2 separate regions of the Homo sapiens genome follow, and region 2 is linked to region 1. The links are chromatin contacts, found by Hi-C or POLR2A ChIA-PET in ENCODE. All regions are on one chromosome and are shown on one strand. The core of a region is the stretch at or near the end of the contact, and the rest is flanking DNA. Distances in the headings are between cores, read along the strand shown.

Region 1 (3,901 bases), core at 686-3,185:
TCTAAGGTGGTGACACTAATAATGGAGTATAAAATACAAAGTCATTTTTCACAATCAGTCCATAGAAAGATATTCTTTATCAAGTACAAACCACAAGTATTTTTTCAATGAATGCAGTTATCCAAAGGAATAGGATGCCATTTTTAAAAATTGATCATACGTATACAGAAGAGCCAAGTTCTTAAAACAATGTCGATTTCACTGCTTCTCAAAATATCAACGGCCTTACTTACAGTCATTTATAAAAAGGTGTGGGATTTTTTGGTTTTAAACATTGTTTGTAAAGAGAAGTTGGGCAAACAACATGGCTGACTCTAAGTCCGGCTCCATTTGCATATCCTGCATTGGTGTTTCTGTGAAGTACATTTATGATGCCTATTAAAGAAAATCAAGAAACTTCTAAAACACTTTTCTTTGATGCATGCATCTAGAGTAGGACATGAATCAAATTCAAATGGAATCAAGTCAATCAGGATGAGTCTCAGAAGCACACCTGGCTTTTGAGAAAGAGTTAGTTGCTTTGGGGGGTATCCTAGGGGGAAGCATCTTACTTGGGGTGTCATCATCCAATCAGTAGATGTCTGATGGCTCTGTCCAGCAGTAGCAGTCTCAAACCCCACTGTGAAAAGAGGGGCTTCCTCCTATTTGTCTCTTCGATTTGAAGTTTATACAGGAAGAAGAGCAAGAGAATCATAAATAACATTTAAATTTAGGAGCTACACTTTTTAAGTTTTCAAGAAGACAGCAACTGTAACCAAAAGAGCTTTGTTCTCAGGCTAAATTTTGATTGATTAGGAAGCAGGACATTCTCTAACCATTGTAAACCATAACCTAATCATTAACTTTGTGAAGTTAATATTCAGCACTGTTTTTTTTTTTTTTTTAGATGGGGTCTCGCTCTGTCACCCAAGCTGAAATGCAGTGATACGATCATAGTTTACTGCAGCTTCAAACTCTTGGTCTCAAGGGATCCTCCCACCTCAGTCTCCTGAATAGCTACAACTACAGGCACACACCACCACACTCGGCTAATTACGTTTTTTACATTATTTTTTGTAGAGACAGGGGTCTCACTTTCTTGCCCAGACTGGTCTTGAACTGCTGGCTTCAAGCAATCCTCCCACCCCAGCCTCCCAAAGTGTTGGGCCTGCCTGGCCATATACAGTACTTTATACCGCATTGACCTATACAATCATTTACATGTGCACAAAATATGTGTGCAACATGCAGAGCTATAGCCAGGTGTGTGGTTGTGTGCAGACACATGCATATGCAGACAGAGGCGCACACACACACACACACACACACACACACACACACCAAGTCAGTACACCAGCTGTTCAGCATTATTTACAATATATTGGAATCACCGCTGACCTAAAGAGCTGAAGAAAATAACAGGCCATATTTTCAGCTTAGTAAAACCCTGCAGTAGGGAGCCCTTTATGAACAATTACAAGCATTTGCTGGAAATACATTTGCTGATTTAACAAACTGGGTAGGACAAATGTTTAACATGCTGTCGTAATGATGTTCAGATGCTTTTCTTAGTATTCGCTGATCTGAGATAATGCGTTCTTGCCCAATCATGCTACAAAGAAGCAGCGGAAATAAATAAATAAATAGATGTAATGTGATGCGCTCTCACAATAGCAGAGCTGCTGACTGCCCCTGACAGATGGGAGAAAAAAAAAGTCAATATGATGTCTGAGACAGCCCAGGCTCGGCACTGCAGAATAAATTACATGATTCGCTGAATGCCTGGGCTTCGCTCAGACATACAAAAAAATTGGAAAGATAAAAGCTTGCATTGGCTTCAGATGATATTTACTGCTTGATGGATTTACTAGCAGCCCCAGTACAGTCATACTGTATTGAATTATTGGCCTCTATTTAGCTGTGTGTCCGTCGGAGCTTGAGTGTCCATTTAAGCGTAAGTGAGCTGGAGGCCCGCCAAGTCTCTCAGAGGCTCTGGGTACAGAGGAAGACGCAAGCTAATGGCCACCAGCTTGAATAACAGGGAGCTTGAGGATACTGGGGTAGGCAACAAAGCCCAGCTACAAAGTACTTTCTTATCAATATTAATGCCAAAATAAATATTAATGGAGGCTTCCCGGCATACCATTTTTGAATGTGCCCTGTTTTCTTTGTATTTTAACACAAATAGCTGGAAATGACTGTGTGATTTTTTTCTTTCCCTCTCCTTCACACTTTTTCTCCCTTTGAATCTAAGAAGGAATTTGGAAAAGACCATTAGCTTTACTGCTGCCCGTTGTCACAGCAGCAGTGTTTCTATAAGGCAAAGGAGGCAAATGAAATGCTGGCTCTAAGAGGTATACAGCTTCCAATAAAATATATGATTAGAATTGTAATGTGCAGTACATCAGCTATTGTTACAGAGTCTTTACTGCATTGTGCTATGGCAGTTCAATTGGGAAGGAGCCTTCCATGTACAAAGCGCCCGTTAGGAAAGTTGCATTGTTATCATAGCTTCAAAAAAGAAGGTGGTGTGTGGAACAGGGGATATGTGCAACTCTCTGTACTTTCCACTCAGTTTTGCCATGAACGTAAAACAGCTCTAAAGCATAAAGTTTATTAGTTAAATAGAAACACACAAACACACATATACACACAAAGAGGGTGCAGGCAGGTTGGGTTGCGGTGGAGGAACAAAGAGGGCTAAGTGTTGAAGGCACTGGATTCAGCTACCCAGGGCCTAAAGTGTGAATGAACTGTAATTTTTCATAGTTTGTGCACTATAGGGAAGAGGGAGTAACTGGGGAGATGGGCCAGTCAAAGAGAAAGTCAGGGTCTGGCTCATCATTATTTATGGGAAAGATTAGGGGAGGGTTACTGCACAAGGATCCAGAGTGAGACCCACAGCGAGAGTTCTCAGACATCTGTGCAAGGCAACTGCTTCCATGAGCAGCACCAAGAGACCACATGCTCCAGGAAGATGCACATGGAGCATGCCAGCTGACTAAGTGTGCAAGGCCGGCTTCAGGAGGGTCTCCATGCTCTGGCAAGAGCAGGCACAGCCTCCAAGGCCAGAAACCCTCCCTGCATCGACTTGCCATGCAACCCTGAGCAAATCACTTAATTTCTTTTGTCCCTATTCTCTATCCTGTAAAATAGTTGATGATATCATAATAACAATGAACTACATTACAACATATTTAATGGATCAGGTGGAGTATGGATGACAAAAAGGTGAGCAGTGTTTCAGCAGTGTTAAACTTTTGGAGTGCATTTATGATCATTCTCACATTTATTCTCTCCACAGAACAGTGCATGGGTCTTGCTATGCCCATTTTATAGAATAGAAAAGTGAGGCACAGCTACTTAACCCAGGTCGCACAGCTAGATCACAGAAACACTAAGACTGGCCCCTAAGCCTCCCTTCTGATATACTTTCTGAACTATGAAACTTGAAAAGTCACCATCCCCTATTTGAACAGCAGGAGTAGGCACAGGTGACCCAGTGGACCCAGAAGTGCATCACTACCCTGAACTTGACTTGCTGCAGGACCTCTGATCACATCCCCTAAGTCCCTGGCCCTTCTCTCCAGCTCAGACCTGCCACTGTGAGGGGTTCCTGGGACCAGCAGTGTTCAGATAGACTAGCTGGGGGATCCCAAGGCCCCGAATGCCTAGGATAGACATCTCTCGGCTGGCTTTATGCAGAGCAAACTATTCTGAGGCTGAAGGGGCGTTGGATGCCACGGTCCGTCCCGCCTGCTTTCTGGGTGCTGCTCTCACTTTGCAGACTGCTCACAACAAACAGCAACCATCTATTTCATTCTGACCGGTTCTCACACTAGAACACTTAAATCCATTCTTTCTTTCTCTTGCTTTCTCAAAGCAAAAGAATCCATAAGGCAAAAGGAAATAATCACTGTAT
Region 2 (4,191 bases), core at 160-2,659, 510 kb after region 1:
AATAGTGCCATGTTAAGTCTCCTTGCCTGAAATTGGGGGGTTGTGAGGGTGACACCCTTGAAAGTTATAGGGGTCATGATTTAGTCCCATAAGAGTTTAGTTTCTTGCAGAGGTGGCAAACAGCCTTCATGTTGCGTGTCAACTTTGGTCTGTTTTTTAGGGACTACTGGGAAAGCTGCACTGAGAAACTTGTTATGAGGTCTCACACACATTCAGGTGGAGAGAATGCGGCAATGATTAGCCACGTCCGTTATGGACACAGGAAAGAAGCTTTGTTCCATCGTACTACTTGCCATTCCAGGTAGACAGGAACATGACAACAGCTGGCCAAGGGTCAGGCTAGTCTGATCAGACCTAAACCTAGACTTGTCCATGGGTGTTATCATGCCTTGTGTTCATGATAGCCCTGGATACTTTAACTTTCTCCATATTGCAGATTTTGATGTTTCCTTTCATTTTATTTTCAAATGTCTAAGTGAAAAAAAAAAACTTCACTGAAATGTATAGTGTATGTGAGAATCTCTCAAAGTTTGTTCCTGTGTATGAAAGAAATGCCTCTCCCTGTGTGAAGAAAATCTGAATTCAATCCCAGCAACTCAATTAAGATTTATCCATTTTTTTCCAGGTTTTCCACTGACAGCCTTCATTCCAGAAGAAATAATATGTATTTTTAGTGGGCTAGCACTGCTAATTGACGTGCTGTGAAATGAATCCAGCCCTCAGATGTGGTTTTAAAATTGAATTCATCTTCAACCTAAAAGAACTACTAATTATTATGTTAAAATCTGGGTCATCCAATTCTTTTTAAAGAGCTAGAGGTCTGGTCCAACTTTATCCACATTGGTCAAATGAGCATCCCCATTCTGTTTACATCGAGTTACAAGGAAACATCGATGGCTTTCCTATCTCCAAAAGCAACAAAGAACGATAGAACTCAGCACTCTACCTGTGGGGCAGGGGCTAGGCATGAGTTCTAAATTTCATACGACCTGTTGGTTGTCACAATTTGTTGGGGAGGTTGCTACTGGTATCTCCAGAGTAGAGGTCAGGAGTACTGCTAAATATACTACAATGCACAGAACAGTTCCCCCACAGCAAAGAATTATCTGGTCCCATATGTCAATAGTGCCAAGGTTGAGAACTCACCCCTTGCTTTAAAGAGTGATTTTGTTAAGAAAAATGAAAAGTCAGACTGGGGGCCTTGCTTTGTTTTCTCTTCTAAAGTTAACTGAAAGTAAACAACATTTATGACTCAGGCTACTGCAAAAAGCAGGGAATGGATGACTGTGGTTAGTGACAAAAACAATAATAAATGGCTTTGCCTGTCTTGTCTCTTTCAGAGTCAGGGAAGGAATGAAATGACCAGTAATTATCATTTAAACTGCTGTTTTTATCCTGCATCAATCAGAGCTATTCATTCTGGTTACTCACAGACCCTTGGGCTGAAACCACACTAAATCAGGGTCACAGCCAGTGTGAATGTATAAGGCCACACGTTTTACTCTGCAAGTGTTAATGACCTGGGCTGAACAGCAATGGCAAGTTTCCATGAAAAAGTCATCTGAGATTGTAATCTAGGAATAAATGGTTCTGTATGGAGCCTATTACCTGGTTTTTAATATTCTGTATTCAAGGGGACCACAGCTGTAAACAACTCTTCACTCCCATTTCTCCATGAAGTTAATTTGCACTGTGTCAGCACTGCAGGCTTTTTGCATATGTTCAGGACAAGCTGATATGAGCAGGCCTGGAATGAGTAATGTTTAGTAAAATCAATAAACCCTATTATTAGTCACTAAGGGGACTGATTTTATGTCTATAAAAGTAAAACAATTAGAATGTATTAATGGCAGATTCATCATAGTAATATAATGGAGCCAAGTACACTTGTCTTTTGGGAATCTTTAATTTACCACTCGGTACTGACTATATACTCAGCCAGAGAAATGGCACACGTAATATAAATAAGCCCTGGCCTTTGGCAATTCATGTTGTCATCAGCAAAGACAACACTGTAACAGTAAGAGGAAGAAACAAAACTTCATTTAGTGATTAATGTAAACCAGTCACGAATAATGTTCCAGTAAAAGCCTAGGGGAAGAGCCTATTCAAATTGCAATGTGCTTTTGGTCATATATCTCTTTGTATTTATCAGCATTCCTGTTTATTACAGGAGCAGAGTTAAACATGGTCCAATGCAGCTATTTATAACCTGTTTACTTAACCACCTAATTAGAAGTGATTTTAAAAAGCCTGCTATGTAATAAACATACATCTAGTCATTTTGCAGCTGAAAGGTAAGATTGGCTTCCATATATATTATTAAGAGCAAGAAAATCATCAGGAATCCACAGTATCACCCAGCTACCAACAAGAACATGAAAATTCAGCTAGTGAAGATGTAAGTTGACCTTAGTTCTGCTTCTGTGCTTTGACAGTTAAGGGGTTGGTTAAGAACTGGATCAGCATGTAGGCAACCAACAGATACCCTGCCAACTATAGTCTGAACAGAGAAAACATACTTGCTTAACTGGTATAAGACAAATTACCTCAAGTCTTCAAGGATAATCAAGATGTCGTATAAAAACGAAAAAGCGTTGATAGCTTAAAAATGATGAAAAATATGTGAAATACTCTTATGTATAGGATTAAACACCACAAACGATATTTTTATAAATAACAGCTTGGATGAAATTCAAAAGAAAAACTGAAAACTAACAGAAAAATATCTTCTTACTGAAATCTATTAAGAACATAGACTAGATGTGTAAGCCAAGCAGCAAAGGCAATACTCTAAGGTGGTCTTTCAAAATCAAGGGAAACATTTCTTTTTGATTGCAAAATTCTATTCATTTCTGATGCAAAGGCCTCTAGGTAGAACTAACCAAATTATACCAAGACAAATTCCGTCAGCTTAAAGAACTTTTTAGTAAACCACGTGGTAGCACTGTCATTAGCAATTATAGTAAAATAATAAAAACTTACAGCTGGAATGGAGCACTGAAATCAACCAGTCCAAACATACAAAGCACACTCCCACCTTGGGGCTTCGGTACTTGCTCTTCCATGTCACTGCAGTGGTGTTCCCCCAGATGTCTGCATGGATCCCCCCCATCTCTTTAGTGGCCACTCTGTTTACAGTTACAAACTCCAGCACATATTCACTATGCCCCACTCCCATGCTTCATTTCTCTTCATTGCATTTATCAACCATCTAACATGCTCTATATATTATTCAGATATTTTATGATATGTTTATCCCACCCACCAAAAAATGAAAGCTCCATGAAGACAGGAATTTGTGTCTGCTTTGTTTACTGCAATATGCCAGAACCCAGTGCAGTGCTTGGGATAAAGCAGGCACTCAGTAAGTGTTTGTTCCAAGCAAAGAAGGGAGAGAAGAGGCAGTTAAAATTTGGCATAAAATATTCTAGTAAATCAATGTAATGACAGCTAACTGACTAAATGACTTTTTACATATTTTTCCTGTTATCCACATGTCATAACATTTGCATCTTTGAAGTATCATTCCATACCATAGAAACCTGTATCTACTAATTTCTAGTGATATCGTGCTCCATGTTTAGGGTAAATACCCTGTAAATGGGAATACATTCACCGAATTAAACACACTATTTGGTTGTTATACCTATGTATCCTATAAGAAAAGTTAATATCTGTTTACTGTATCTTATGCATTGGATATTAATAATATTAAGAAACCCTTCTTTGAAAATTAGAATGACTATCAGCCAGGTAGAAAATAACATGAGACAGACAAGAAGCCATTATTTAAAAAAAAAAAAACTTTTTAATTCTGATTGCCAAATTATTTAAGGCAGGTATAAAAAAGGAAAGCATTCAATATACATTTTACATAAAATAAACTAGATTACAGCATAAAACAAGTAACCAGGCAATGGCGTTAAAGTCTCTCTCTTCTAAAACTGGATAATTGTAAACATTAAAAAAAAAAAAAGACTGTAGAACTATTCAAGTAATAGAACAATCACAGATGTCTCTGGTACGCAGGCTATTGGGTTATTTGCCATTCAAGATTATCAAAAAATGACACCTCATTATTCACAGATGCTCATTATTTCCCCATTTTAATCTTTACATTATATACAACACAGTTTTTGTGGTACTGGCAACCCCATGCCTTCCAAAAGTACTTTTTCCACAATACAC

What was found. A loop is a pair of places that touch in the nucleus more often than their neighbours do. ChIA-PET counts read pairs that join two places held with the same protein, here RNA polymerase II (POLR2A). Pooled maps may share reads with other maps.
Region 2: a pooled map shows a loop between it and region 1 (3-fold over the local background). The contact joins two enhancer-like sites. A Hi-C loop is called at or near these places in 1 of 37 single-sample maps with no recorded cell type and 5 of 50 pooled maps. POLR2A ChIA-PET finds 5 or more read pairs at or near these places in 1 of 52 experiments (OCI-LY7).

Annotation. Positions count from the first base shown.
Region 1 is chr5:124,126,121-124,130,021 of GRCh38, forward strand. The region is part of intron 4 of LINC01170 (long intergenic non-protein coding RNA 1170); the gene reads right to left. Among named protein-coding and RNA genes, the nearest start is that of LINC01170, 310 kb to the right of the region's middle. Within about 2 kb of position 1,936, at least 4 of the 41 ENCODE cell types and tissues checked have a DNase peak (open chromatin) inside an H3K27ac peak, as active enhancers do.
Region 2 is chr5:124,633,127-124,637,317 of GRCh38, forward strand. ZNF608 (zinc finger protein 608) reads right to left here. Exons shown (of 10, transcript NM_020747.3): 10 at 3,789-4,191. Among named protein-coding and RNA genes, the nearest start is that of ZNF608, 110 kb to the right of the region's middle. Within about 2 kb of position 1,410, at least 3 of the 41 ENCODE cell types and tissues checked have a DNase peak (open chromatin) inside an H3K27ac peak, as active enhancers do.